Regions from separate parts of the Mus musculus genome. Here regions 1 and 3 are each linked to region 2. A link is a loop called in an ENCODE intact Hi-C map of the cell type or tissue named here. Cell type or tissue: heart. All regions are shown on one strand. Links, peaks and the distances in the headings refer to the core of each region. The heading gives the core; the rest is flanking DNA.

Region 1 (10,646 bases), core at 1,384-9,383, 120 kb before region 2:
CATGGTATACAGAAATAATAAAATAAGTGAACTAAAATAAAATTGAGTATGTGAAGACTGGGAAATATTTCATATTCAGGATGCAACAAAGCAAATAAAAATAATTCAAGAAACAATAGAGAATATCTACCTATGCCCTCAAAGAGTAAGGAGGTGTCCTGTCCTGAGGGACTAGGCCTAGCAGACACCCTGGAGGTGAGTGCAGCCCTGGCGGCCCTGGCAGCCCTGTCCAGCCACACTGTGCCTCAGCGGCATATTTATGCCTCTGTTTATTGAGGAGTTTAAGCAGCCACACAGCCTATGCTGAGACCAGATCCCAGGGAGCCTATCACTAGTGTCTCATTCACGAGTCCTGTGTGGCACTCAGACACGGACACATGTCCCACCCATCACTGTGTATCCCGGGAACAATTCAAACGCCATGCAGCCTTTAGAAACCATGAGTGCCATCCTATGGGGTCACATTCACTGTGCCTGACTTGCCGAGGCGACCTCGGAGACCTCCTACCATGTAATCAGTAGAAACTGGCAGGTGTCCCGTGCCTGAAGCTGCATGTACTGTACCAGCTATAAGGGTAGCTGCCCAGCTTTCTTAAGAAAGCTGCCTTCTATCTGTTAGTACCACCCCACAAGCCTCATAGGAAGATAACAAACGTTGATTAGCTGAAATAGCAGTATCAACACTACACTGAGACTCTTCTGAGAACCAACCAGCCTGAGACACACATCTTCGGACTCAACGCCAGGCAACTCTTCGCCTGCAAAATGGGGAGGAGGATGACCTGCCCGATGCACAGCAGCAGTGCAGAGAAGTGGAACAACCCCTACCAAAACCCAAGGAAATGGACCTGACCTCTGCAGTGCCCATAGAAGACAGCAATGCGCTGGGTGGCTGTCCTGTGTCCAGGGTCTCCCCTGTCTATTCACCTGGCAATTCTCAACTGTTTTCCTAAAACACCATCTGTTAGTCATCTGCTCTTCAGAAACCTGAAATAAATCTCGTTGGTAGCTGAAATCAACCCCAAATGTCTGGGATTTGGGATACAGCTTGACTAGCATGTCCAGGGCTCTAGACTGCATCCCTAGCACCATGAAAATAACAATGGCGCCAACCGCGCCCCAACTCCTCAGTCATCGTACATTGGTTGGTCTTACATCTTAGATGCCACCTTATTGTTTTCTTGAACTCTACTCTAGGCAAGCTGCCCGTCCACCACATCCCATAAGCCACTCTGCTCACCCGTATCTACGATGCTGCTCTTGGCTGGCTTTTCCTCCTATTCCCTTGCTTTTCTGGAGCTAACATTTTCCTGGCAGCAGAGACAGTGCGTATCGGTGAGCTCTGATGGCTAAATACTGACGGCAGCATGTCAGGGAGACAAGAGGAGGGTACCAGGGCCGGGGCCAGAGGACGCACACAGCCCAGAGCCACTTTCCACCAAACCATCACTGATGTTACATACAAGGGACACATGCAGATATGTGGTAAGGAAAAGCATTCTGAGAAGAGGGAACCCTAAGAATGAAGGTCTTGAAGATTCTAGTGCTGGCTGCTTGGAGAAAAAAGAATTGGCGGAAGCATCAGGGAGAGTACAAGGTGACATGGCGATGAGAGGTTGGGAGGCCTTGGGGAGTGCAGGCATGTGGGCCTTGCAGACCGCTCTAAGCATTCATTTTTGTGAGTCACGTGTGAGGTCACTGGAGGATTCCAGTAGAGAAGTCCGATGATTCATCTTTTCAGAGGTGGGTGGCTACTGTTTCAGAATGAAGAGGGTTGTGACACACTCTTGTGACCCCCAATGACCACTGTGTAACAGTGCTATTATTTGTCAGACACCTGCGGTACCTGTGAGCTATTAGGCTCAGTAAAAATCAACTCTGGGCTTGTCTTGCTAATGCTTGCCCCAGCTGCACGATGTCTTCTGAGTGTCCAGAGAGCAGCAACCATTAAAGAGGAAACGAGTGTTGTAGACTGTGTAGCAAGTACTGTGACCTAAGGAGTAGGGGAGGCTACAGAATGGCTGTGGCTGTTGTGCATCTGTCTGGGACTTTATCACAAGTGCGGCCATGGCCAAGCACACAGGGGCTAGGAATTAATTAGCTGGGGTGGACAGACTATGGGATCTAACCAGTCACGCTGTTTTGTGAGAGAACATCCAGCAATACACAGGAAACACTTCAGCTTAGAGACAGTCACATAAGAGAAGCTGCAAGGAGGGAGAACACAGGGCACGGTGGCATCCTTAGACGGCGGCCCTTAGACGGGCTCTCTGGGAAACTCCTCTATGTCCCATTAGCTGTGAGCCAGACCTCACTCCAGAATGCTTGCACTCTTCCTTGTCTCCCTAGGCTTGGACACATGGACCAGGGGGTGGGGTAGCAAACAGGACACAGCATATTACAAACCTTTCTCTACTCAAAGTACAGCTGTCTGACAACATTCTGGGTGTTATGTATGAAGCAAAACTTTAATGAGATGATCAGTGAACTCATTCTGAAACTAGGAATGGACCATTACTTGTACCTGCGGAAGGGTTATATAGGCATAAAGAACTGGAGGCAAGGGGTTGGAACAGAAAATGGGCACAGTAAAAATGGCATCTGGGACACACAGCGCAGCCGAGTAAGAGACAAAGCTAACAGGGTTTACCGGTTTAACCTCTGCTGACTATACAGCTTATATGGGGAGAAAAGCAAGTTCCATGGTTGGAGACTCTTCCGTCAATCCTGGCCAGGGAAGAAGGGTAGAAATGTATTTCTGTTCAAGGAGAGTAAACTACTGACCGGCAAGAATGATCCCCCTGGAAAGAGGAGTCCACTTGGTTGGTGTGAGGTGACAATTTTCCAACACATTTACACTTACATCTACCTGCCAGCCCAGCGGGCTCTCTAGAAGACACTTCAGACATCTATGCATGTCAGCTATGTGCTGCACAAAAGGAGCAACACTAGAATCGTTTCCTTACCAGCACACGTGCATAGCTGGAGGAAATAACCAAGAACAGCTTTAAAAGCCCGGGCACACGCAGGGCATCTGCAAGGAGCCTAATCTACTGGCTGGAGTCTCAAAGAGAGGCAATGGGGCTGGAAGGAGACAGCCTTGGGGAAAAACTGCATTCCGAGACTTCTGCAGTGCATTAGATTTAGTGCCAATCTTTAAACCATTATTGTTGTTGCTGTGCCGTGTGTGCTGTGCTTGTGTGAGGTCAGAGAAACTGCAGAAAAAGCTTCTCTCCTCACACGTGGGTCATGGGGACAGGCGCCTTTATCCCGAGCCTTCTTGCTAGCCATTCATTTGGCTTAAGTCTGGCGAGAAACAGTCTTATGTCATATCTCGTGCTGTACATATTTAGGTGGGACTCTTGGCCACAAATGGCTCATACTAGTGGCAGACTGCCTTTGCTTAGTTTCAAAAAATGAGTGACTTGTTGGCATCTGCTCGTCTCACTGATAATGATGCTGTGGTATCAAGGACAACTGATCTATTAGGGCAACTCCTATTCAATAAATGCTACTGATACATGAACAACATACATTTATATAGGACCGTTATAAATACTGTCTATTTTAGTAAGGCATAGTCTCTTCACTCCAGAAAGAAAGGGGGTTTTGATGAACCTATCCTTAGTCAAGAACTACAACTATTCAATTTGATATTAATCCTGGCATCTTGAAAATGTCCACCCTATATAAAGGAATGTTAAAGTCAATGGCATTAATTTGTCATCGCTCAACTCTCTGAAGACTGCTTATCACTAGGAAGAAAACAAACAAGGACTGAGCACTTAGAGGTGCTTCAGGAAACCACAAGGCTAAAACAAAGGGCACATGATAGAACCCCAATCAAAGCCGCTAGGTAAAAAGACATTTCTCTTCTTCTATCCTAATACTGTAGAGAAAATACAAAGGCAGGACTTGATCGAGACGTCTGTACTAGAGTGTACAAACACAAAGGATCTTTCACTTGTTGTTTTTCCACATTCTTTCCCTGAGTCTCCAGAAAACTCAACTATGTTTCAATTTTTATTATCTGTCTAATAAATTGGAAAATTAAACATCTTTCCCCCCCCCCACGAATTTACCATTTTTTCTAAGTTACAGCAAGTAACTTAGGGAATCACACCGAGCCAAGGACGCAGGAACCTGTACTTCCTTCTCTGCCCTTTCTTGAGACCTTCTTTATTTCATGTGTAAGGTGTTTTGCCTGAATGAATGTCTGTGTACCATGTCTGGCTGTGAGGCACAACGTGGATGCTGGGAGCCTGACCCACATCCTCTGGAAGAGCAGCCAGTGCTCTTAATCACCCACATATAGTATTTTGTGTGTGGTGGTACAGGGACTGAGTAAACCCAGGGCTTCTATCCTAACTAGGTGACTATTCTACTACAGAGCCACAGCTCAAGAGACATGTTTTTACTCAAAAAATCATTTAGCTGTGTTGTGCATTTGCTGTGCGTGTGAACACAGGAGTACATGTGTCACGGTGTACGGTGGTCAGAGGACGATCTTTCCTGTCATCCTTCCTTTCCCACTCCTTTGAGACAGGGTTTTACTGCTGCTGCCAGCAGTCACTGGCTGGTGAGCCGCCTCTGTCCCCTACATCTCTCCATGAGTGCTGGGACCATATGTAGATGCCTGAGCTACATACCTGGTTTCCACATGGGTTCGAGGGATTCAAACCTGGGTCCTCACAATTGTGATCCAAGCAATTTTACCCATGGAGCCGTCTTCCTAAACCCTCACTTTAAAATGTGAGATAGGATCTCGCTAAGTTGTCTGGGCTGGCTTCAAACATGTAATCCTCCTGTACCAGTCTCCTTGGTAACTAAAATTACAGGTATACGCCACCACACTCAGTTCAATAACATGTTTTGAAGAATAAGGTACTCTAAATTGGCAAATGATGTTTCTCTCTTCCTTCCTCAATCATGGAGTTTATGACTATCAAGCTAAGGAATGGTCACATCTACAATATTTCTTGACTGTATACAGTAGAACACATCAAACAACTTCCTCTAACTGATTCCATTTAGCTATTTATTTAAAATTGTCATTCTATTAAAATTTTTACAATATATTATTATTTCCAGTAACATGAGCCACTATGAAAATATTCAAACCCAGTGTGGCTGTCAGTGTTTAATAAGATTATTCTTTAAAATGCTTTATCCGTTTCAAGTTCAAGTACCTCGGTGAACATCAGAGCCTTGTTCTACATACAAGACTGTGCCCAAAGCCAAGGCACTCAATGTATAACTTTAATAATGAAAACCTACAGTATTAGAATCCAGGCCATGTAGAGAAAGAAAAGCCCCAGACCACTAGGTGAAAGGTAAGACACTCTGAGTGAAGGGTAGCGTAGCCCTCAGGGAACACGCACATGTGAATGAAGTCTAGGAAACTGGTTCAGGGCCTCTGCAGAGAGAATTTTTAGTTTATTTTAAAGCCGCCTATAAAATGCTTTCAATATTGCAGTATGAATTATTTATAGAAAACTGTACACTTAACTTGAAAGTTACAATGTTACTAAAAGATCTTAGGGATTATGAGGGAAATCAAGATATATCACTTTATTGTGTAATATTCAGGCAATTCTTTAATTATATGATTTCCAGAGAAGCTAGGATGTCCCACTGTCTGACCCTACGGCACGCTGTTCTGTCCTTTTCCTTTTCCAACCTAAAAAGTGAAACCGAGACAGAGCGAGCTTCTCTTAGAGCAGACACCGCTGCTAAGGTAGAACCAGGCTGCGCATGCCCACTGTGGACAGTCACTTTCCGTCGTCTCTGAAGTCAGCAGAGGGTTATCAGCAGAGCACGTGCGTGTGGGCTTTTATTGTAACAGCGCCATGTGCTCCATGGAGAATGTTCAAACGGGTCTTATGTTTAGACTATTCCTTTTAACCAATTTTCTGATTACTCTTTAAAGATGCAAGGGCTCCCAAGGGGGCCACAGAATGCTTGAACACTGTGTATTCTGCAGTCTTTTGAACTTTTCTTTAAGAGAATTAAGACAAAATTACCGTGACTTATACAATCATATTCAAACATAAAAGAAAATTCTTAGTTTTTAAAAAGTCTCCCCTTATATCTCATAATTTCAAAGCTGAAACACAGTGGTTCGAGGAAAAGCATATTAGGGTACCAGAAACTGAGGGGGGTTTCTCTGTTCTCTGTCAGTGACCTGGTGAGCCCATTTGACTGACCGCACACTCGTGGAGTAATCAGCCGGCCTCCAGTACAGGTGAGAAACTGCCACAAGTCCCTAACATAACAGAATGTGAACTGTCATAATTAGCTCGAGACGTGTCCTTTTATGACCACTAGAGGGCAGTAAAGCACTGGAAGGAATATTTAAATCATCAGTGTACAAGTGGCCTGTCAGTGTGTCTAACACTGCTCACAGGCAGAGGACAGACAAAGCACTCTTCAGTACATCATTCTGGATGCTACTTACTTTGCAAAATCCAAGTAAGAGATGTGTCCGTGATAGAAGCCTGGCTTCATCTCGTTCCAGGTGGTTATGTTCTTCACAAAGCGCACCTAAAAGAGGAGGACATTCTCATTACCTCACTGCAATGGAAAGAAAGCAGACTCTGTCATCAACAAAAGACCTCCCACTCAGGAACGGGACCCAGTCCCCGCATTCATGGGGCTGGAAGGCCAGTTTGAAGTAAGAGCAGTCAGTGGAGTCTGAACGCACTACTTTACCACGGCCATGACCAGTGCAGTATACACAGTCTACACAGGGCGGGAGGTGGACGCAGGGGTGTACTTCACCCCCATGAGGGCAAATCATCACTGCCATCTTCACTGCGTTACAATCAATAAGAGATAAGCGGCTGGCACAGCTGCAAGAGACTTCGTGATGAGCTTGTCTGCAGTGGGACGAGCTGCACGAGGTACAGATGAAGGAGGGATACACAGATGGAAGGAGGGCCGGGGAAAGGTGGTATTTGCCCCTTTATCTTTGCACCTTGACAGAGTTCATTTATCTTATAGCTGTCTGCACCGCTGCAGCCGCTGCTCCATTAGAACCTGGGTTCTTCGGGCTTCAAACTTGAACTGACGGTAAGTTGCTCTTCAGGAACTCTCCAGACCTTCAGAGCCAGACTGGGGCTCCTGAGGCCCTGAGCCTTGTGCACTAGGCAGTTTCAGGGTTCTCTGTGGCTTCAGTGTGAAGGTAGCCCTTGTTGGACTACCCAGACAGCACTGTGCAAGACATTCTAACACTCGCTCTCTTTTATAAGGTTACTTATATGGACGCGTGTGCATGTATCTGCAGGTTTCTATACATATATGTACAGAAGCCATAAGATATGGAGCTGGAGATATGGGTGATATGAGCTGCCCACAGGGGGTGCTGGGAGCCAAACTCAGGTTATCTAAAGAACAAGTATTCTTAACCACTGATCCCTGATCCACTCCAAACCACTCCCCTTAACTATAATGCACATCCATAATACAAATGTAAAATGTGTGTGTCTTCTTTCTTCCTACTGTTTCTCTAGAGGACCCTGCTGTCTTCCTTAGGCTTTCTATTGCTGTGAGAAAACACCATGACCATAAGCAAACACAGGAGAGAGGGTTATTTCACTGACAGTCCAGCCTCAAGAAAAGTCACTGAGAGAACAAACAAGGCAGGCACTGATGCAGAGGCCTGAAGAATACTACTTCTTGGCTTGTTCCTCATGACATGTTCAGTTTGTTAAACAGTCTGGACCACCTGTTCAAGGTGGGCTTTCCCTTTCCCTGCAGGCCAATCCTATGGAGACGTTTTCTTTTCTTTTCTTTTCTTTTCTTTCTTTCTTCTTTTTTTTTTTTTTTTTTTTTGGATTTTTCGAGACAGGGTTTCTCTGTGTAGCCCTGGATGTCCTGGAACTCACTCTGTAGACCAGGCTGGCCTCCAACTCAGAAATCCGCCTGCCTCTGGAGGTGTTTTCTTAATTAAGATTTCTTCCCAGATGAGCCAACCTTAAGTCAAGTTGACATACAAATAGCCAGCACACAGAAAAAATACACCCCCTATCAAAAATACACACTGAAAAAGCAAGCAACATTCCAATCTAAAGAATTCTTTCTGTGTGCATATGAATACATGTATTATACAAGCAGAGATTCATACCCCTGGCTAGCCTCACGCCCAGCACATCTAGGGTGACGTCACATTCTTGGTCCTTCTGCCACTGCCTCCCAAGGCCTGGGCATACAGAGTTCCACCATACCAGCTCATTCTATATATTACATATTTTCTCTGACACAGCATTCGAAAAGCAATCACTTAAAGGACATTCTTCTTTATACCTCAGCAAATTGAAATACGACTAACAAAATGACTAAAGATGATTGTAAGATTTTTAAAGGTGGATATATAAGCTTGTTCAAATAAAAACATATAAGCTAGTCAAGTATCTAAAATTCTCTTTCAATTTTAATGTGTGGGTTTGTGCAATATAAGTGTGACTGCGGGTGAGTACAGGGTCGCCCCTCGCAGAGCTGGGGTTAGACTGTTTCGAGCTGCCTGGTGTGGGTCAGGGAACTGAGCTGAGGCCCTATGAGAGAGCAGTGGGCATCCTTGGTTGCTGCGGCAACGCTCCAGCTCCCAAGCGCTTCCTAACTTCCTGGAATTGGAAGTATACAAAAAGCTAACATGAGAAATTCTGTAAGTGTCCATTAATTATTTTTTTAAAAAAATTGAGAAAGAATTTTTAAAAAGAAAACAAGTAGTTAATTTAAACTGTTTGTGTGCCAGCAGCTATACAATTTCTCTGTACAATAAACAACAGCTGGTCAGGACTCTCTTCTGGAGACTAGACAGACACAGAGGGATGGCAGGGCCCACTCCTCTACACTGCAGGGAACCAAGCTGCAGCTTCAGTCCCGGGAGGCAGAGCCTACACTTACAGTGAGGTATCAGTCTTTCACCAACATTTAGATCTGAATTACACGGACCTACTCTACAGCACTGACCTCAGGCTACCAGCATTACAGCTGCTTCCTACAGAAGGCCTGCTGTGGGTTAGGGACAGGACAGATGCAGTCATGCGCTAGTGTGTCTGCTGGGAAATACAGTTCTGGGACAGTTTAGGTTTAAGGGGCTACATTATTGGCTGATACACTGATGTAAATGGTAGTGACACTATGAGCCAAATACATGCAAGTGTGTGTATGAGGTATTGTGTTCTTTCCTATTCATTCTTTCAATTCAGTACTAGGCAGAATAAAAATACAAAATAGTGAATGAAGAATAAACTGCACGATGACATGAAATGTACTTGTTATTGTTAATTATGTTGGGTCCTATGAAAACCAACTACAGTATTTCTAACCAAAAATAAAGAGCGGCTGGAGAGATGGCCCAGTGGCTGGAGCACAGGTTGCTCTTTCAGAGGAACCTGGTTGGGTCATCAGCACTTACATGTCGGCTTACAACCACCTGTACTTCTAGTTCCACGGCATCTGATGGCCTCTCTGGCCTCTGCGGTCACCAGCCATGCACATGCCACATAGACATATATATATGCAGGCAGTACATCCATACACACATGGGGTGGGGGTGGCAAAGAGGTGATCATTTTCAGAGCTTGAGGCATACTCAGAAACTCAGCTTTGTTTTCCAAAGCCGGGATCTCCTGTGGACAGGATGGTTCAGGAGGGAAATGAAAAAGGTGCTAGATTAAATTCTACGGAAACGCTGCGGCAGACTGCAAATGTCAGACAGGACAGAGCATATAAATAGGGAGTGGATGTGAGAGACTCACAGAACTGGGAGTCACGTGAACACTGCAGGCACCCTTTCTTTCCCCCAAACGTTCCTGAGGATGGGCCACATGGACGTGAAGCATCCTGAGGGTGACTGGCACATCCCACCTGTGTCCTTTAACAGGAGGGGAAGCCCAGGAGGCTGGGTTAGATTGCTGTAGGCCTCTCAAACTTCAAAGTGCAAAAAACAAACCACCTAGAATTCCTGTTGAGACAGATAGCTACACAGCAGGTCTGAAGCAGTTAGTACCTGGAATTCTGCATTTCTAATAAGCCTTCAGGAAGTGGTGTCACTCATTCCTGGACCAAATGAAGACCACTGTTTCAGAAGATGTGGGCTCAGGAGACAGCTCCTAACCTTATTAACATGAGGCTTCTTCTGTGGCCCTAACAACACAGGTCTGAGGGCTACAGAAACTCTTGGGCACCTTGACCCTGAAAGCCAGCAGGGTTTGCAACAGGCACCTGAGTACTGCAGTACATAAAACAGGCACCTGAGTACTGCAGTACACAAAACAAAGAGGAGGCTGAAGCAGTGACCCTGGCTTCTGCCACCGCTCCAGCGATGCCTGAAGCGCACTAGATGCAAGCATTTCAAAAACGGTTCACAAATTAAAGTTACTTCCAGCTGGACAGAGGAAGAGTTTCTTAGAGATGAAGAAAAGGCAGACTATTATGCTATAAGCAATCTTGAACTGACTAGCAGAATCAGAATTTTAGAGATGGAAGAGATCAAGGAAATCCTATAGCCTTCACTTTTATAAAGACACTGAAAACCATCAATCATTTGCCCATGCAACTAGCTAATTATATGGGTGTTTGTGTGTGTGTGTGTGGTTAAAGGAGGGACATTGGACACAGTCTTGCAGACACTAGGCAACTGT
Region 2 (10,646 bases), core at 1,239-9,238:
TGAACCCTATCAAATTCTTCTGAACATCCGCTCTTGTGAAGTGCTTCCCAGAGAACAGTGTTTGGATATTTGTTATCAACCTGGTCTTACTACATGCTAAACAGAACTATTAGAAAGCTTACCAGGACGAGAAACAGACCACCTGGAATTACCATGCGATCAGCTACTTCAAGTGATGTTTCCGGCCATCTTCAGCAAGATTCGGTAAGTGACGCATCAAACCAGCATTTCTAAAATTTCCTGTTTCCCTGCTAACCTGATAATCAAGACCTCTCACCTGTAGCTACTGCTCCATTTGCCTACAGGTGGCATCTGCATAGTTTCAAGCATTTCTCGAAAACTACCAAATCCCAAAACAGCAGTCTCAGCGGTGACCCTGGAATTAGTTCTTCGGTAGAATTTTGAGACAACAGTACTTAACAATTTTCACCAAAGTCAACAACTGCGTAATTTACATGGAACCATGTTCCTCACTCAAAGGACCATACCCTCACACATCCATAAGCCCAGAGTGGCTTCATAAATGTGTGACTCACATATGCTATTTAAAATGTTTACGCCCTATAGGAAGAAGGTCTTAACTCTCTGATTCTGTAGGAAAAGCAGCTTTTGTGACCCTGTTCCATCAGTCATCACCAGCAATGGGCACACTCCTGAGAGTCCTAGCTATTCTTCACAAACAGCAACTTCTTTTTTTTTTTTTGGTTTTTTGAGTCAGGGTTTCTCTGTGTAGCTCTGGCTGTCCTGGAACTCACTCTGTAGACTAGGCTGGCCTCGAACTCAGAAATCCACCTGCCTCTGCCTCCCAAGTGCTGGAATTAAAGGCGTGTGCCACCATGCCCAGCAGGCTACAGTTCTGAGTCACGGCTACATTAATTTTCGCTTCTATTCTTTCACATTTGTTAGAAAATTAGGTATATGATCTACAACCACACCATCTTGAACATAACCATCTAGCCAGACAATCAGGAATGCATTTTTTCAGAATAACGTTTTCAAGCGTAACTTCCCAGAGAAAGCTCTTCATAACTATGGTCCTTATCTTGCACATGTCAACAATGAGCCAAAGGCTGTCAACATGACTATTAAAACTATGCTTGCTTTATTTACCAGCTAATATCTACAGGCCGAAACACAAACTCAGAACCCCAAGTGTTTCTCTGACTTTGGAATGTTTACAGAGGTAACTTAAGAGAGAGAACCCAAATCTCTACCTAAATTCCTTACGGGTTCCTATGTACCATGAGTAATCGCTTGGAGCTGAGCCTAAGCTTTCAGTGTGCTTGCATTCAAAAAGTGACCCGTGGTGTGCAAGTGTTTATCACAGCAGCGTAGCAGCATCCAAGAATCTGACCTGGAAGCGCATGGTTTTCAAAACTTCTGTCTTGGGTTACTTAAACTATTAAATATTGGTGATTTATTTTTAAACCAGTATAGGGAATCACATCATCCCTTATAAATCTGATAAGAGCTATATATAGTTTTAGAAAATTCACACATCTTGATGTATGCATATGTATGTGTATATATGTGCACACATACATACACACACACACACACACACACACACACATGTTCCTGATGTCTAAAGAACTTCAGGTTAATGAAAAAGACTGGACTATGAAACCAACTGAGCTGAGAGAACACAAAGCTTTAGCATAGGAATAACAGGGTTTACATGAGAAAAGACAGATTATTTATGAATACATTTGCCATAAATGATTATTTATCAGAAAACACAGTAAATCTCTGTGCATAAACAAACGGTTTAAAGGGCAAATATAAAATAAAAACTATAAAGTATTCTACTCAAGTACAGAGACTATACTACCTTGGTTCAGCAAAGTCTCAAATGAAAGCTACTTGCCTACATTGTTAAGATTTGTGTAAAGTTTTAACCTTTCTGTATAAACTATACCACAGTTGAGACAAAGGCAGACTTAGAAAAGAGCAGATATAAAGAACAAATGATTTATTTACATTAACATTTAAAAACCCAAATAACTAAAAAGTAGTAAATTATCCAAATGAACAAGAACAAGTAGAAAGCAATAAACAACGTAAAAGGCTTAACTACAAACTAAGGAACTACTAGTTGACTTAACAGCATCGTTTCACAGCCTCAGTGTCAGAAATGTAAACCTGAGCATGTGTGTGCTCTGGCAACATCCAGTGCCTTAACCTCTGGGGTAAACACTGGTAAGGAACATGTTTCCTTGACCCAGACATACCCCCTATTCAAACATCACCTAAAGATACCAGCAACACTGTTTATAATATCAAGAAAATAAATAACAAGACTTAAAAGTGGGGAAGTTGTGGAGACAAACTATTACTGACATAATAATTTAGGATACATACATAATTTGGAATATTAGATGGCTATTAGAATAAGTCAGAACATGTCAGATATGACATGAAAAAGATTTATAATATTAAATTTAAAAAAGCAAGTTGGAAGATAATATATAACAATAAGCTGCAGGAATATTTCCTTTAAGAAAAAAATAAACTATAAAGTAGAAAACTAATATTGGGAGCTTTAGGAATTCCTATTTAGATAATTTCCCAAGAGGCCAGTAACGATGCCTTAGTTTTGAATACACCTATTGCTATACTGGAGATAGATCTCCCCATCTATATTGTTGACTTTAACCAGGTTGCATTACGGTCATTAACAGACATTACAACCCTTTGGAATCTTCTACAGCCAAAAAAAAAAAAAAAAAAAAAAAACTATAAAAACTATTTTTAAGGGTAAAATGTTCAATAGCCTTCCAATGCCAAAATAAAAATGCTTTTTAATGCTGCATCTTACAATTACACCAAACAACCAAAGGTTTTCTTCTTCAATAGCAGGAACAAGCTATTTTAGCCCATTTCGCTGAGTAATATAATTACGTTCATTACATGGATATAAGCAAAGGGCAAGGCATTATAGCAATTCCTTTGTGTCAGAAATTGAGTTTTCTCAGAACAATATTCATTCTCAGCAATATATGCATCGATAACACAATTTATAAATGCTATTCAAAGAGCTCAACTGCAGTAGAATGCCACTACAAAGTCTCAAACCGCTTGTGTAATTACAGGAGTCCTCAATTAGGAAGCAAACATACCTGCCTTCCAATTCTGACTCCACCAGTTACTTACTGGTGATACAATCCTGGCCTGATCATATAATTTAAGGATTATTCTGTATTTGAAAAATAGTTATCTCTGGAGTTCTTGGAAGATTAGATAAGAATATCACAGACAACAGTTATCCAGTCACGACCTGAGTCTTTTGTCTCTTTCCTGGGGAGTCCGGATAACGGTCAGTGTCTCAGTACTGACTTTTAAGCAATACTGGTTTTATAAGGGGGTGGGAGTGGGAAGGAGGCAAGGTGAAGGACATTTACAATTTCTCTCAAGGATGAAGAAGGAAGAACACTTGAGGCCAGGAGTTCTGGCCCAGCCTGGGAAACACAACATAACACCTGTGTCTTTTAAAAATAAAAATATTTACAAAAAAAAATCTAATCAGAAGATTAATGAGCTGATATAAAGTTATATTATCTGTCATGCCGGCATCTCTGGGTTACTTTGAAAGCTATTTTTTCTCTCTTTTTTTTTTTTCTTTAAGACAGGATAATGCTATGCAGCAGCCCATACTGGTCTTGAACTCACCATCCTGGGGTGTCAGCTTTTAGAGTACTGAACTACAGGCCTGGCCCACCGTGGTCAGCCCTGGCCTATCTCTCAGAATTATTTATTCTGGCGCATAATTGCTGTTTCCCTCATAGATACTCATTTGGACGCACTTATTCCTGACAGGACTTTTTTTTTCCCATTTATGAAAACTATGAGGGTACGCATGGTTCTACCTGTGGTGTTCTATATCCTCAGCTATTCTGGTGGCGTCCACAAACAGCTTCCAAGCGCTGGAGAGGAAACTGTTAGGTCAGGAAGACAATAGGCACATTCAATCAGGTTGAGCCTCTACAGCTAGAGAATTCCAAAAGCCAATTGAAGAAATAGTAAATACAAGTGCTCATTTTAACAACTTTTAATTTATTGTAAGCTGAGTCACTTTCTTTCCTGTAAAACTGGATCATGAATGAGGCCAGACTCTGACTGTAAATGTTGTACAGATGAGCCACGTGAAAGGCAAAAGGAGATACTGTTCAACCTTCAATATTTAAACTGAATAACTTTTAGCACATAAAACCTTTCTAAATCCAGTACATACATTCAGTAGTTCTTCAAATTTCACTCTAGAAAGGAGGACTGGACTGCAAGTACCTTTGGCTTCTCTTTCACACGGAGCTGGACATCAATCAAACGATTCTTGCTTTTATAACACTATTCTTTAAAATGTGTTCAAGGCTTCCTTAAAATCTACCAAAAACTTGGAAATATCTACTATATATAAAATTTAAATTCTTTTCTGGTACTTCTTTTCTTGAAAATTAATCCGCACCCCCAAGCTGCATCTAGCTGTTCCTCAAGGTAACTTTAAATCGTGTTTAAGAAACAGGCAAGGTCAAAGTGTATGCAAAAGCTGTTTCCCATATTCAAATTACATTCTCTGAGCTGATTTTCAAGTGTCACATACATTTTTAAATCAAAACGCGTCAATGATTAAGTCCCTGTCTCCAGAGCACTTCCAAATACCAAAGTTCTCCACTATCCGGAAGCACCCGACTATCCGCGCTTTCGACTGCTGTTGCACAAGTTCGCACTCCAATTTTGTGTTTCAAGCACCCTTTTCCATTCGGGCACTGAGAGAGACGCTTTAAGAGACCCATATGGTTCACTCTCCCCACTCTTTTCCTTTCACAAGGTAAACCCTGCAATTCCAAACCCTCAACGTTCCCCTCTTGTACATGCAATCAGCCTAAACTTACGACCCCACTCTGAAGCCCAAATCAACCAGTTTAGCGTCACTCATAAAGAACTTCAGTCCCCCAGATGTCTCCTTTTCGTGCCATCATCGGCTCCGCTGTCCCACACCGCCAGCCTACCAAAGCTGTCAGTTCTAAGGTCCCTTACTGCCCTAGGCTCAGGCATGCCTGCCACTCACTACGGTGAGCCGCTTTCACTCCCCATCATTCCCGGAGTCTCCTTCCATTTCTACCCATCTCCCCGCGACGAATCTCCCCACGACCACCATCCCCAAAGGATCCTGTGCCCAGGTGCCCCTAATTCAAATTCCAGTCCCCATCTCTGCACATGACTGGGGCTTTGCAGAACGATTTGGAAGAGAAGAGAGAGGGAGCGTTTGTGTCCTCCAGCAGCACCAGCTCCAGGCAGACCTGGGTCCCCTCTCTCAGTGAAGGGCCGACGGGGCAGCCCTCTGGCCAGAGACCTCGCGCGTGCAGCTCATCAGCCCAGCTTCCCTCCCCGGTGGCGGGAGCTCGACGTGCCCGGGTCCCAGCTCTCGAGGTTCTCCGAGGCCCCCTGAGGAAGCCCACTTGCTATAGCCGGCAATGCCCACCCGCCAGCCCGGCCCCGGCGCACCGCTCGGCTGCCTCACCTAGCTTCGCCCGGGACTCCTCCAGCTTCTGGATCTGGTTCTCCAAGAAGAGCATCGCCACCGCGAAGGCCACCACCGCCAGCAGCTGCAACTTGGGCGGCATCATAATCCTGAGGAGCCCCATGAAACCCGCCGCTCGCGATCAAGACATACCGCGGGGGGCGGGGAGCGGGGCCCCGAGGGCGACCGAAGCGCCGGGAGGAGACCCCGACCCGGGAGCTGCGCGGACTGCCGCGCCGCAGCGACCCCCTCCTCCTCTCCGGTCTCCCGCCCGCGGGAGCCAGCGCCGGCCGCCTGGTGCACGCTTCTCCCCGGCCCACTCGACGGCCCTGGCGCCCTCCTGCCGCTGCCGCTGCCGCTGCCCCCTGGCTTCGGGACCCCACGGCCGCACGCCCTCTTCCCTCGCTTCCTCCCTTCCCTCCCTCGGTCGCTCGCGGCCGCGCGCTCCTCCGGTGGCGATGCGGCTGCGGCTGCGCCGCCCTCGGCCCGCCCCCTCCCCTCCCCCTCGGCCACCACGCGCACGCCTTGACGCACGCTGCCCGGCAACCAGAGGCTCCACCCCCATCCTCCGGTACAGTGGTGTTCATTGGTCCGAAGAGAGGCCGCTTCTCGCCCTTTCGGTTCGATTTACGGTTGGGTTCCTTGTCACGGGACTCAAGCAAGGCGTTGTCCGATTGGGTAAACTTGGAGGAGGCGGGGCTACTGATGGCCGAGCTGGGGCTTCGTGGATAGCCGATTGAATGTCGTGAATAAGAAGCCCCGGTGTGGGGAGTTTAGGAAAATGCCTAATTTGAATCTCTAAAAGAACCTGAGGACTGTTTAACAATCGATCACTTACAGGCTCCCATGGTCGCCTAACTAACACTCGTCTTTGTGGGATAATAGGCTTGTAGCAGTGGCCTTTCGCGGCGGGTTTCGCGTCAGGCAGTGCAGTGGACGTCCCCGGCACAGGGGTCCTCAGACCCCTGAAGATTGACGGCAGACCGCAGGGATGGCGGCAGGGCAGGGTGGGTGGCTGCGGCCCGCTCTGGGGCTGCGCTTGCTGCTGGCGACTGCGTTTCAAGCGGTGAGTGTGGACCGCCTCTGGGGCTGCCTCAAGGCTGGTCGGAGAGCGCGGATGTGGAAGGGCAAACCCGGGGCCACGCTTGGGAGCCGCCCGTGGAACGGGCTGCCTTAGCGGCCGCTTCCATCCGGAATGAAACGTGGCAGAATTCCAGCCGGAGCTCTAGAGACGATGGTTTCCTCGCTTCAGGCAGCTAGGATCGGTTTTTCAGAGCACAGAGGGTACATAGTCAGTAATGCTTAGAAAGGAGGGACGTTTCTTTGAGTGAGACACAAGTGAATGAAACTACCGCTGCTTACAAACTCCCAAACCTTAAAGGGTTTTGGTCCAGACAAGCGGTTTTCCTCGTTAACCAGACGACACGGGTTCTAAATCTCTGAAAGGAGTTAACCTGGTTTTGACTTACTTAGCTACTCATGAAGCAACTGTATTTTTGGTAAATTCCTCTATGGGAGTTTTCCACCCATATTTACATGTCTTTGTACTTAGGATACTTAAGTGATTTGTCCAAGATTTTGGAAAGTTAAAATTATACCGTAGGTCTCTAAATACTCTGTTCTTCATAGGTCTTATAGTTCACAAACGTTGTCTCTGCTTTTCTTACTTTGTCCAAAGAGTGGATTCTTAGCGTCTTACATTGCAATACAATGTTGTTTTGAAACATCTGGTACTTCAGAAAACACTTAGGGAACATCCCTTTAAACTTTTATACTGGAAACATAAGTAAATTGTTGGCTTTTCCCTCCCATTGTAGTCGTTTGAATGTGTTACCACTACCAAAAGTAACAAAGGAGTAATGTTTTCAAACTATCTTCAAAATCTCAGTAGGCTATGGCTTTGTAAATACCTGCCCCCACCCCCTTGCCAATCAATGTTTTTAAACAATTTAACCATCCTTTATGTTAGTGAAGCAGTTCCCTCATGGATGCACTGTTTGAGCTAGTTGGTGAATTTAACTAAAAACCCAAAGCTACTGTAGTTCTAGTCAGTGCCATTAACAGGGACCGCTCAGTTCTGCTGCTAACTCATCTCCCAGTAAATGACTGACTTCTTTTTCACAGCCGTCTCAGGACAATACTCCAAAAGAGCAGAAGCCTCTTAAGACCTTGCCATGGAGATCACAGATTCCCTCCTGGGAGACAAGGCTAAAAACAGAAAGCCAGATCCTCCCACTGTGTAAATAGATCCAAACTCCATCACATTAGACTTGTCAGAGTAAGTCCCCAGACCACGCCACAGGTGAACAACTCTTCCCAACTCCACAGCCGAATGGGAAGAGTGACAGAATTGCATTGCAAAGAAATGTCAGTACATGCTAGGACTAGAGTAGGAAGAACTTATGGCTACCTGTATGCCATGGTGGTTGTCCACCCAATCTTAACTTCAAACTCAGATGTCTTGTTGACTCCTTCCTATGTACTGCATATACTGGCAATTACCTAGCCTTTCTTATTCTTACTTCCAAAATATACCTGAAAACCAGTTCAATACTATGAGACCTTTCTTCTTGAAAATAACAGCCCACTGGCTTTTCTTCGAATTGCCTCTTTCTGCATTGAGACTCTTACGTAAAAATTGCCTTTATCAACTTCCTTATTGCCCAAGCTAGACATGTGTTCTATGCACATTTGGGTTGAGTTTGGTTATTCAGGCCAGTATATTGGCTTGCCTATGATCCATTAACTGGCTTCCACATCTAATTCTTTCTCATTCTGCCCTTACCATCTAGAGCAACATCTCTGAAATCTAAAGCTGTTGTGCTTAAACACTCCCACTTGCTTTTAAGGTAGAGTTTGTCTTTAAAGTTGTCTACCAGGCTTATTTCCCGGTGTTTGCTTGTTCTACTGAGAGAACAAACAGGCTGGGTTGTGCAGGAGACACTTGCTCTAGTGAATTTCACTTACTTCGTTCTCTCAGAAGCTGTCTCTCCTACACCCATAAAAATGATTGTCGTCTAGTTACCATCTGAACCTCCTTCCATCATGTGGGTTCTAAGGATCAAACTCAGGTCCTTGGCTTGGCGACAAGCATCTTTACCCCCTGAGACATCTTGCCACCCCTCAGCCTTCAGTTTTCAGCTAAGAATTTATCTCCTCCAGGAAATCAGCATCAGTGGTGGTCAGTACCTGATCTCTCAGGTACCTTTCAATTGTCTATTGTTTCTTGAGACTTCCTTTTCCCAGTGTGCTGACTGGATCTCACCTTAGAGAAGTGCCTGCTTCTGGTTACCTTTTGTCTGTACTGACGTACATGGAGGGGAAGACAGTACCTTGTCATGTAAGTGGAATGTTTCCTGAGTGAACTGGGGCATCTACAAGCAAAGGTCGGATATCCTGGACAGATGGAGCCTACTTGTAAGTCATTATTGACCCTCAAGTCCAGTTAACTTCTACGGGTCTGTTACAAGTGGTCCCAACTGGAAGCATCATTGACAGTTGATGGTACTGAAGTGTTGAAATCCAGATGTTAGGTTCAACCTTAGTTGACACTCAGAAAACTTTCCTGGTAATTATTTGATTCTTGATACAAAGTTCTAGAATGAAACCTTTTTAGGGCAGGTGTCAACTTCATTCTGTTCTTTGTGAATGAGGACCACAAATAAGTACATACTATCTTAGAAAAATAAAATACAAATAAGACCATAGGTCATTAGTCAGAACTATATTATTTCATTTAAGTATTCTCCAAAACAGCTTCTATAATCTCTCTCTTTCTCTCTCTCCATGACACTGTGCTGTTTAGTTTTAAGTTTTAAAAAGAACATTAGGTAAATGTTTTCAAATTTTAACTTTTAATAACTATCATCTAAATCAAATTGATTTACCCCGATTCTTAATTTTCCATTTTTCTCTGTGATTACCCAGAATACAATGCTTAACTTCATCTACTTCCCAGACTTAAAAAGTGAGAGCCAGGCGTGGTGATGCCTCTTGAAATCCGAGCTGCTGTTTGTAATCACGGCATTCAGGGGGCTGAAATGGGAGGATCAGACATTTGAGACTAACCTGGGCTACATGTAGCAAGTTACAATCCAGCCCAGGCTATATAACAAGACTGTCGCAAAAGATGGACCAAAAGGCAGAACTTACCAAGTCTTAACTTCTCCCTTTCATATTCTCTCATGCTAGTTATAACCCCATGCTTCACCTATCCTGTGGTCTTAGCCAGATCACAGTCCTGCAGCCTCCATTTCTCCTGCCGATCAGGGTGCAGCCAAAGGGAACATAGGCACCATTTCCCTCAGTTTCCTCTCTGTCTCGGTTTGTTCACTTGTAGCCTGTGAAGTATAAACAGCCTCCCAGTTCCTCCTCCCATCATTGTTAAGGATCCTGCAGCTTGTGTGAAGTGGTGATGAACCATGGTCAGTTCCCAAAGTAAAGAGATGCCTGGTGAAGACCGTAGGCGGTCACCTCAAATGCCGTGACTCCCTGTGGTGGTGCTTGCTGTTTGCAATGACCTGTGTTTATAAGAAACAAAACCCTTGGCAATGGAAAGGGGTGTGTAGACGTATTGGAAATACCAAAAAAGTTAGGCAAATTGTTGGATTTTGCAATTGGTGAAAAGACCACGTAAACTGCGCACTTGTCAGGGGTGAAAGTCACACAGTGCGGCTTTGGAACCGCAGGAATGAATAAAGCCACTTCATGACGCCTTGAAGTGGAGACTTGGCTCATACTTCAGTTGAGAGTTGTTTCAGTGTCTGCACCTCTAAGTACCTCTAATTTCAAGTTAGTGGCAGTGCACTTAACAGCATTTCCCTGAGATGACAGCTGGGATAATAGCAAATGACTTAACCTGGAAATACATTCCGAGCATGTGTAGAGATTAGAACAGTACTTTATAGTGTGACCTGAAGAAGCTCTTTAACGAAGCTCCTCAGAACTGGTCTGCAGTCCTTGTTCAGCTTGACTCTCTTCTCCGTGTATCTTGTGAGCAGTGGATGGCACAGTTACAGTTGTTGGTATTTTTCTCAGTAGTGATCTAACCGAGATGCATCATTGAATTCCAGAGGTTAGTCTGTTTGCTGTTGATTTAACAATGACTGAGACCAGCTGATTTGTGGTG
Region 3 (10,646 bases), core at 966-8,965, 120 kb after region 2:
ACCTCAACCAGTGAGGGTGGCGGTAAGGCTAACAGAGGCAAGGGGAAATGTTCAAGTGTTGTCAATCGTTGGTGCCTGAGGGTGAATGGCCACTTCTGTCGGCCCTGCGGTGGTTCTTACAACTGACTACCGCAGGGCCATGCAAATGGCTTCCTGGACAACTGTGGGGCCCTGCTTCCAGAATTTGGCTCAGTAGGTTTTGTGGGGGAAGACACAGGTATTAGCATTTTTTTCCCTTTTACCCAACAAGTATTTATTGAGCATATAAGAGCCAAGCTGTGTGCTAAGAGTGATTTATGATTAACAGAATTATAGTCTCTATCTTAGAAAGGCTACATTCTAAAGTGACAGTTACATGCTAAATAAATAAATTATAAAAATAACAACATAATTACAATTAATAGTTAGAACACAGTAAAGAAAGTAAAATTAGGTTTTTGTCTTAAAACATTTAAAAAGCGGTCACAGGGAAGATTAATGCTACTAATCCACAGGCCCGTGTAGACAAAAGTATAAATAAGGTAGAATATTTGAAAACAGCAATTAGCATTTTCAACAAGTTCGCAGCAATGCTGATACGGCTGGTTTAAAGTCTCGTGTGAACTTTCCCTTACGTCATAGTTTTATGATGTGACAGGGAGGGAAGCACACAGGGAAGCAGAGGGCGTGAAGCAGATCTGGCTGTGAGCCGAGCTCCCCTCCACAGCTCTTCACTCTGGCTTGTGCCACTAGGCAGTTCATTGCAAAGTTTCAGGTGCTGGGACTGTGTGACAAAGCAGTCCTCTGTGAGAGCTCTCTGCATAAACAAGTCTGTGCCACCCTCTCTCCTCCCCGCTGCCACTTCTCCTCAGAACCATCCTTCCTGACTAACACTAGCTTCCTTTCGCTCCTGCTTGAAGGATGGGCTGTGGCAACCTGGGGATGCTGGCTTAGGCCTTATTTTCCTGCTATGAAGGATGGGCTGTGGCAACCTGGGGATGCTGGCTTAGGCCTTATTTTCCTTGTTCCATCGGAGTGAGGTACATTCTCATTTTAGGAACCTCATCTCCTGCAACACGAATTTTTTTTTTTTTTTTTTGATTAGCACCATGAAAAAATGTTTTAACTATAACCATGTGGGTCAGATTCCTTTAAGGACAAAGGTAGTTAAAATCCACTTCTTTTTCAGTTTGTAGAGGGCCTATAAACATCTCATTTATTATTTTATGAATATATGTACCCTCCACTCATTAATGTGCTACTGAATTATGCTCAGGCGCCAAGAGTTTATTTAAATAACTTTGAATTACACCACGAATTAATGGGTTTTCTAAGAGTTTTCTTCTATGATACACAATTTCCTTGGGCCTTTACGTGAGCAAAAACTAAACTCATAACTTTAAGTCAAAACCAAAATTAAAGAAAACTCCCAACCAAACAATAAAGCTCATGAAAACAAAAAAATGAAAACAAAAGAGCAGGCCTAAAGATTACGTTGGATCGATAATAGACAAAGGTACAAGGAAAGCGCCTTTGCTCCTCTTAGCACTACAGCCTGGGTGGGTCCTCTTGTGTCTAAGCGCATCTTCAGTAACCAGCACTCCTGCTGGAAGCACCGGGTCCTGCTACAGAGCTTACACAGAGGAGCGTGTGGGGCAGGGTGAGGGGTGTGGGCGGGGTGAGGAGTGTGGGCGGGGTGAGGAGTGTGGGCGGGGTGAGGAGGCTCTGCTCGGGTTTCCGGGAGGTGGAGAATGGGCTGAAGGGGGCAAGCACAGCACAGAGGTCAGACATGTTCCTCACTGCCCATGTGTCAGGGACTGAAAAGGACATCTGGGCTTACAGCATATGTACTATATGCCAGGTCTTTGCCTAAAAGCACAAAACACAAAGTAATACTTGTGGAATAGTCTCCTGCTAGGTAACAATGCTTATTCCCATTATACTGATAAAAAATGGCAGCTCTAAATCTGAGTTGAACTCCAGGGAGCCCAATATGTGAGGATACAAACCAGAACCAATTCAGTCCATATTTATATTTTCTCCTGCACTGATCTATTTCCCATAAACTGAATTTGCTGAACTGAAGCTGCTGTTTAAAGTCACCCAAATTTCTATAGTCCCTCAAAACCTAATTTTGGACAAATATAACAGATGGCGCTTTAGGCTATAAAACTTCCTTTCTGAGGAAGAAAAAGAACAACAAACCTCATTCACTTGATTCCCTAGAACACTAGCATCTCAGTTGTCTCTGGAGTCCCTCAAGTATGTAACTCAAGTGTAAGTCAGAGTCTTACAGAACTAGAAAACTGCAGAGGAATTTATCTGACTGCAGAGAAAGGGGTTTTTAATGCTGAGACCAAGAACCAAGTTTTCCATGTTTACCAAGCTCTTAACACAAATGGATGCTTTAAAGTGCTATTTAAATAGTACTTTAGGGCTCAAAAGTTTACAAGACTCTGTGAGTAAGTGAACTACACCTTTGTACTCCGCTACTAAGGTACTCTGGACAATTTTATGTTCTGTTGGTTCTAGGCCCAAAACAAGTCTTTCCTTCTACGTGGGATTCTACTTCTGACTTCTCAGACCCAAACCAGGTAATTCCTAAACACAACACTTTTATTTCTTCCATCACAATATCAATCCTGTTAGAGGTGTACTTAGTTGATCAACAAAGTACCTGGCCCTCAATAAATGTCTTTTGAATGGATGGATGATGAACGAGTGAGACATGAAGACCTAACCAAAGAATTCCTCAACTGGCAATTCACAGCAACGTTTGCTGATGGATAGCATGGTCCTCACAGCAATTCTCTAGTTCCAAATGTGTCATTAGCAACCTCCAGAGCGCGCGCCACATAACCAAAGATCCTGCTGAAGACAGACTGCATCCACTGCATGACTTGGCCTATAATGAAGGCTGTCGCACCAATCTGTATTTTATACACAATCATTGTTCAACAACAAATCTTTACTGTAGTGTAGTATCTTCTCAATGGATGCAATTCTGATTGGTCATCAAATTTTGGCAACTGAATAATCTGAAGATTATTCTTAGTGAATGAATTTGTCCCCAGTGTTCTGCAATCTTAACAAAATTATGAAATAAGGTAATACTTTTCAAGACTCAGGTTTAAAAGAAACTATCCAGTAGTGTAATAAACATAAATAAACCAAACCCAACCCAAACCAAGCAAAACTCCAAAGCCAAGAGACCCTAGTAAGGCCTAGTATTTAAGTCATCTGATTCCTATTGGGCAGCAAGGTAAAAAGGAGTTTTTACTTTATTCTTTGGCTATTGTATCTAATAAATGAGTCACTGGTATCATGCACAATAAATTTATTTTGCATAAAAGAAAAAGCTTCCTGTTAATGAAAAATTCAGTAGAAAAGAATCCTTTCATTTTTAAGTTGGGGCTCAAAAGTAGAAGTTGCTTGTTAGTAAAACCTCAGTAGAAAGAGAATTGTTTAAGAAAACACTCCTGTCATGAAATCGCTAACATAGATTCTGTAATGAAGGATTAACCATGCAGTTTTATTGGCAGAATGGCCAGTTTCTGATGGCTTATAATTTTTCTTTTTCAGTCTCTTATGACATTAACATTGGAAGATATTTAAACCTGCTTTAGAGTTATTTATATAAATATGGTGTTGTGATGGGTAACCTCTCGTGGTCTCCCTGTTTAATTGAGAAGTTCTAAGTAGGTAATTGGCACCTTGCCCTTTTGATTTCCTCTCTCTCCCATTAGCCAGTCGGAGTCCATTCCAACGACACTGAACACAGTGATTACCTACAAAATATAATATTTCCAATTATTAACTATATTAACATAGGCATATAGCAAATATCAGATTTACATTAAATGTTTAAATTATTCACTATTTAAAGACTTAAAATATCCATTTAGCTGAAAAATTATGGATTTTATCAGTGGCAGTTCTATATATAAGTAAAACGTGTAAACATTTAAAACATTATTTCTATTAATCTAATATATAAAATAAAAATTTAAATTGTCAATATTAACAACTGAAATTCATGAAACATTCATAATAAACTCTTTCCAAGTTACAGTGAGAAATTTACATTTTGCACTAATATTAGACTAGGTATGTTTGTCTATGATCTAATTTTCTTCCTGGACAAATATCACTCACCTCATCGGCCAGGAGTGACAGTTCAGTGCTATTTGCAGCATCATAATCATAGAGGACCCTAGCCTTCCTGTTGTTGCTGGATTCTTTAAGGTCATTGAGGTTAGAAGGACAGGTGATTACAAGGCTACCCGTTGAAGCCTGGGCAGAAGGACCAATTGCATTTGACAAAGCATATGGCACTGGTGTCCCAGAGGTCTGATTGTTGTTAGAAAGATAATTGGATGGAAAACTGTTGGAAAAAAAGAAAAATAAATAAATAAAAAAAGAAACTTTACTTATCTCTCTTCCAGTGATTAAAGTTCCTCACTTTCACCACTTGGTGTCACCAGTTACCAACTTCCTCATTGGAAAGATGTCCTTTAGTGAGGAAGTATATGGTCGCTTTTCTCTTCCCTCGAAGGCAGTACTCAAATACTTCAAAGCTGTCTCTCCTTACTGACTTAAATTTAAAGAACATTTTGGCTAACACTCCTCTCTGGGGTATATATGTGTGGATGTTTATTCTTAAGTATATACATTCCCCCCCACCCCCCCACACGATTAATCTCTTTTCTTCTCTGTGAATTGTTAAAACAAAGAAAAGCTAAATAGTAGGTACTATTGTAAAAGTGAAGTTTCCTTATTTATTTATTTTGGGAAATATTTGGTTGCCTGAGCTTTGTCATAAAGCCAATATATCACATTTTCCTATCAGGAACAGGTATGTACTGTCTAGCATGTTCAGCATTGCTATTTTAAGAATAACCAGTGTTATGATTACTTTATGGGCACAAAGACCTAGAGAAAATGCATTCAACTTAATTTATTATGATTGATAGTTGTGATGAAATATAAAACTTAATAGGAGAATATAGCAAATTTTACAAGGTAATTTTTCTATTAATTTTAAAGGAAAAATTAAAGCCCTACAATAAAGAAGTGACATAGTGTAGAGTCTCCAATGCGTTTAAAGCTGCTTGTGCGGTCCGCTTCCTACTGAAGCAGCAGGCCTGTGTGTGCAAGCAGATGCTCTTCTACAGAGTCACATACCCTGCCCATACTTATGCTTTAATCAAGCTAGTCATAAAAACATGTGAGGCCTTTTATCTGTTAAGCAGTACGAAATTCATGCCTCGGAAAATAACATTGTCCTTACATTTTTTTCTATTTATTTTACATTATGTGCATGAATGTTTTACCTGCATGTATGTATGTGCACTACACATTCCTGTTGGATCCCCTGGACCTGAGGTTACAGATGGATGTGAGCTACCATGTGGGTGCTGGGAATCTAATTCAGGTCTTCTCAAGAGCAAGTTCTCTTAACCATTGAGCCATCTATATAGCCTGACAAAATTTTCCTTATGACCACTGTCCTGCCTAGAACCAGTCAGCCACTAGCAACATGCCCTGCATGACTCATGTTTCTGTCTGACCCTGCTCCTGTCTGACTGCAGAGGTCAACAGTGCAGGGACCGACCCTATGTTTCCCATTTCTACCCTTCCCTAACCAACTCTCTAGACCTTCACACCAGTCTCCCATATATTGTCCCATCTTTTGTTGCAAACATTTGAAGATGTTTCATTGCTAAAATATACTTCCTGACTAAGTGGAATGATATTATATATAATTCTTGGTGATTTTAATAGCCATGCAAGACAATTTTTCCAAAACTTTAGCCTCTTATATTCATGAACTTCTGTGTTGATTCCCACCAGGTCCCAGCTGCTGCCCATCCTCAGCCTCCCACCCATCTAGACTTACTAATCTCAGAAAATGCAAGGTGAAGCAGCATAGTTTCTACTGTCTTCTTTATCACATTTCCTCTAATAATTCCACTTACACAGCCTGCCAGTACCAGGCTAGCCTTCCTTTGTGTCCAGAGTGAGTTACGGTAACCACGCCATGCCTGCACACTCTCACATCACTACATTCACTTGGCAAATTCTCCCCAACACACGGGCTCAGTACTAGTGCAGCCACTGTGTTGGAAGAAAAAGAAAAATCTCTGTTGCTGTCTTATACTTGTGAGTAAAACCCCTTAAACTGGTCTACAATGCTGCCTGGCATTGTACATTAGGTCTAGGAAACTCACGTGTTTTCCTGGTGACCATTTTATAGCCTCTCATTTACCTTCAAAATGCCAGCCATTCTTCCCAAAGCCTTGCAGCCAGATGACAGACTTCGTCCTTTTTAGTGAAGAGGACTAATAACAGCGAGGGAGTGGTGCCTAGTCTCCTACTGTTGATGGCTGCCTGTATTTTGCGGCTGATCCTGTTGTAGGTACAGAACTGTGTCTTGCGGAGACGAGTCTCGCAATCCCTCCCTCTGTCCGATACAACCATGTGCTCTCAGTCTAGTCCGTCCTTCTCCTCTACCTGGGAAGCCACTCACTGCTAGCTCTGGATTTAAAGGAACAAACCTGCAGATGCTCTTCCCTTTGGCTGTGTTTTACAAAGAGCTACCTGGAGCCTCTGCTCAGTCTGTCACAGTTCCTCTGCCAGCATCTCAGATAACAAACGCCGCCACCACTGTCCTGCCAGCTGCTCTTGTTGATTCAACTCTCTGTGCCATGATTAGGACTCTAGCACTCTCTCTAGCTTGCCACCTTACCACAGAGCCCAGACTTACGGAATCTTTATTTTTAACAAAAGTGCTGAAAGGTTAAAGCCTTTTAATTACTATAAAAATAATTTAAAAAAATCACTACCTGTGTGCCTGGTTCTTGCTTCCTTATGACTAACAGTGCCCATTCTGTGTGGTGGTGAAGATAGCAAAGTCTATGAAACACGCAGGACGTGTGTGGGGAGTGTTTGGGCACAGCTTTAGCCCTTACAGAAGTGACAGAGTTACTCAGCTGCTACTATCAACACAGCTATCACAACATGCCTTTTTTCTCTAGGAATAGCTTTGGGCTGGCTAGTGCAGTCTGGATGCTTTCTTATTTGTTAAGGTCTGCATAGTAAAACCTAAAGGAAGAAGTAACTAACTAGCTAAAAGGTTCATTATGTTGCCAGGCTGGCCCCGCCCGCCTGGGTCTCACTACAAGCCTGCAGGCATATGCCCTTACATCCCACCCTCTCTTGGAAAAGGATCTTGGAAGAAACTAGAGGGTTAACATTCCCTCTACTCCTGTCACAGTAATGCAATCCTTTGAAGGTAGAGAGGCAAGACGGACTTTCTTCTCTAGGACAGCACTGGTTCTACTCTGTAAGGTGCTTGCAGAGTACAGTGATGCGGCTGGGTTTCCATGGCCGTGTGCCCAGGACAGCATAGCTTAAGTATGTACAAGTACAACCCGTCTGCTCCACTCGCAGAGTCTCAGGGCAAGTGGGAAGGAAGTGTTTAGGTTTCTCGGGTTTAAATTGTTCTGCATTCAGACATGAATACGATTACTAAAACACCAAGTATGTAGAAATGTAAACCATGCAGGTCTACCAGAACACTAATTTGTTAGTTTTCTGCCAGTTTATTCTGAAGATCCAAACTTAGCTTTGTGATGTTGCCTAACTTTAGAGTGGACCTAAATCTGAAGGATGACTGTGCAGGATCAACACTCTCTTGTTAAACTGTAAGTTCTGCTGTCTTTCCTTCACACGTCACTGCTCTTGCTCAATGGTTCTGTGAGTACCTGACTCCTTACTACAGTTCACTTTTATGGCCATTCATGCTGCAACCCAGTCCACACCTCCAGCCGCATTCCTTACCCACTAAACCACTGCTCTCACTAGAATCAAAGTATTGTCCATTACCCAAACTCCCTCGCTGCTTCTCTCATCTCTCCTGTATCCTGTCTGCCTGTAACATTTATCCGTGCCTTGTGCATCTATATGACTCTCACTAAAATAACTCCAGCTGGGAAACTCATCTGGAGTCAGCCGGGCCATAATTAGATGTCCTCACTGCACCCTGCTCCTTCTACCACTTTACGTGGCTGGTCTATCCATGGCAGATACTCTTAGATCCTACATACATTGTTAAAATGTCACCTTACATATAAGCTTCCCCAAGGCAAGTACCCTGGCTTGTTTGCTGATGTAAGTCCAGAATACATTTGCGACCTAAGGCAGGGATTCTATAAATATTTAATAGTTAAATGATTCAGTTATGTGCTTTATATATCATTTTGCTTTAAAGTATATTACCATATTCAAAATAATTATGTAAGGGGCGTGGGGTCTTCGGACTATTCCAAAATTAACAAACATGAATTAACTTACCTTTAAGAATAAAGTGTTAATGTAGCCATGTCTATCTTCCTCAACAAACAGCAAAAGTATTCAGTAGTAAGAGAGAGGTTAAGCCTCAGTATCTTTTTCAGGTAACATCATTTTGTGCTAGAAATGCTAAAGATGTTACCTCAGAAGTCTGATAATAACAAAAAAGGCAACTGTATGCAAGCTAACAGAATCTTTAACTGTTCTAGAAAATTTCATTCCTGCTGTTGGATTATACATAAAAAACTTAAATATTTAAAATTAAATTTCATTTATTTTCTGTGGTATGTGTGTATGTGCCATGGTGGGCATGTGGTGGGCATGTAGAGGTCATGTGGAGCTCAGAGGATACCTTTTAGGAGTTCTCTCCTTTTCCAAGTGGGTCCTGGGAATTGAACTCAGGTCATTAGGCTTGGTAGCAAGAGCCTTTACACACTGAGCCATGTCACCAGCCCTCACATATAAAAAAAATTTGACCGTCTTTCATCAGGACTTAAACAAATGATGTCTTTTGTTGTTGTTGTTAGTGAGCAGAGTAGAGTTTTAGTACAACAGGTGTCATGCTTGCTTCATTCAGTCCACTTCCCGCTGCCCTCCCTCCTGACCCTGCTGGCTGGCCTGGGAAGTGGACTCTCTTGCTTCGCTTCCCAGCTTGGTGTTGCAGTAACAGATCCATGCTGCGGTGTGTGCCCAGCCAGTGCTCCCCACTGAGCCTATTCCCCCTATCATGACTTTCACATAGAAAGGGAGACACTACCTTCCCAGTTGCTTCTGTAGGTCTAGCATATACTGGTAACACTGTGCATAGTAAGTCATCTGGGCTTCTACAAAGTCATTCAGACAGCGGAGATGATGGGCCTGCAATGGAAAAGTTACGGTCATTCTCAGAAGTTCAAGTGCTACAAGCCAAGGGGAACAAAGGCTAACACTGTCACAAGGGAGAATCAGCGGTGGCAACCTACTGTAAAGCTTATTACTGGGGTACTCCTATCAGACTTACTAAGATGAATTACTGGTGAACAATATGTTGACAAACTTTGTTTAGCCAATAGAAACCAGCAGGAAAATTTATGCAATGTGTAAAATGTGTGGTGAGATGTGAGAGAAAATGAACACATTTCTTCAGATCCTTGTAAACTCTCTTCAGCTTTCCTTGAGAGGTAAATGCCACAGGAAGCTCTCGCCTGCACATGCTCCTCCTTAGCTGCCTGGGGTTGTCTCAGCGTTTTTTTTTTTTTTTTTTTTTTTTTTTTTTTTTTGGGGCAATGATGTAACACTCACGTGTGTACTGCTGATTCCCTCAAGCAGGAGTCGGGTAATCTCTGCCTGACGATCAAATTCACTTTGAGTTATTCTCAATTCCTGTTCAGACTGAAATTATAACATACTGTTAGGCTCTCAATAGAAGACTCAGTCCACTTTACATATACCAAAATGAAAAAAAGAAAAGAAAGAAATTCCCAATATACTCCAAATTAGAGTCTGATGATACACCAACTCTTTTGTGTATGTCTTAACTGTTTTTGAGTTTCTAGACCTACCTGTGTCACCAAACACAACTGACACAACCCATCCTTTATCAGCACTCGACCCATGCCAAAGCATTAGTTGGACACATTATGACTGTCAAGATATCTTTGTACCTTTTCTAGTATTTTGCTGAATTGAGTATTTTACAAAATCATAAGAGTACCACATTTTATAAGTATAAAGCAGTATTATGTTTAAAACTCCAAATTATTACTGTGTGCTTTTCTTTGGCACTTTAACAGTAGTCTTCAAGTTCAAATAGAAGGTTAAAGAGTAAAGCCACAGGCTTCCCACCTCTGTGTTTCGTTACTCAACACTTGTTACTAAGACAGGCTCTTGGCTTCCTTCATGGGATTCTTGGTCCTATACCCTAACTTTCTTTTACGATTTCTCCCTAAGTTATGCATAATAGGGTTCAGTCATTAGCATCATTAAGATTGGAGTTTTTCTGCCAGTTAGAGTTGGTCTTGAGTACACCCTTTTCTTTTCAAAGGAAAAAGGAAGTGCTCTAACCTCCTGATCTACGTGATATAAATACCCTCACTGGGGCTTTTCTCCAGTTCCCAAGATGAAGTTGCTGACTTTGGAAATGAGAAGTAGTACTGACTTCTGTTTAGTGCTGGAACAAAACAGTTCACAGAGAAAGCAACAATATCTAAATATCCTAAATACTGGCATTACAGATCCAAAGTGGTTAGAAGTAGTTCGTAGTAAAGTGAGGAGGAAAAAAATAAATCTTCAGAGATTAATCCCACAACTGGAAATGACTGCAGGTGACAGATTCT

The links. Peaks named below come from ENCODE experiments on the same cell type or tissue, not always from the same donor. Only the 100,000 strongest peaks of a DNase experiment are listed, where the experiment ranks them.
Region 1: it touches region 2 in a loop (2.7-fold over the local background); 6 of 42 quality-filtered maps call a loop at or near these places.
Region 3: a loop joins it to region 2, with 2.3 times the contacts of the local background. A loop is called at or near these places in 2 of 42 quality-filtered maps.

What each region holds. Positions count from the first base shown.
Region 1 is chr3:144,447,495-144,458,140 of GRCm38, forward strand. Hs2st1 (heparan sulfate 2-O-sulfotransferase 1) reads right to left here. Exons shown (of 7, transcript NM_011828.4): 3 at 6,458-6,543. Among named protein-coding and RNA genes, the nearest start is that of Gm43707, 59 kb to the right of the region's middle. In heart, for the core only: a CTCF peak has its summit at 6,331 (motif pointing right); no DNase peak of the experiment used is centred there.
Region 2 is chr3:144,564,216-144,574,861 of GRCm38, forward strand. It overlaps Hs2st1 (heparan sulfate 2-O-sulfotransferase 1), which reads right to left and starts at 6,001. Exons shown (of 7, transcript NM_011828.4): 1 at 5,519-6,001. The coding sequence starts at 5,642. Selenof (selenoprotein F) reads left to right here and starts at 6,212. Exons shown (of 5, transcript NM_053102.2): 1 at 6,212-6,584. The coding sequence starts at 6,510. In heart, for the core only: a CTCF peak has its summit at 5,881; a DNase peak (open chromatin) is centred at 6,176; H3K4me3 peaks cover 3,851 bases; H3K27ac peaks cover 2,749 bases.
Region 3 is chr3:144,687,766-144,698,411 of GRCm38, forward strand. Sh3glb1 (SH3-domain GRB2-like B1 (endophilin)) reads right to left here. Exons shown (of 9, transcript NM_019464.3): 6 at 9,613-9,702; 7 at 9,089-9,189; 8 at 4,135-4,363; 9 at 1-3,767. The coding sequence ends at 3,660. Among named protein-coding and RNA genes, the nearest start is that of Sh3glb1, 27 kb to the right of the region's middle. In heart, for the core only: a CTCF peak has its summit at 4,440 (motif pointing right); no DNase peak of the experiment used is centred there; H3K27ac peaks cover 305 bases.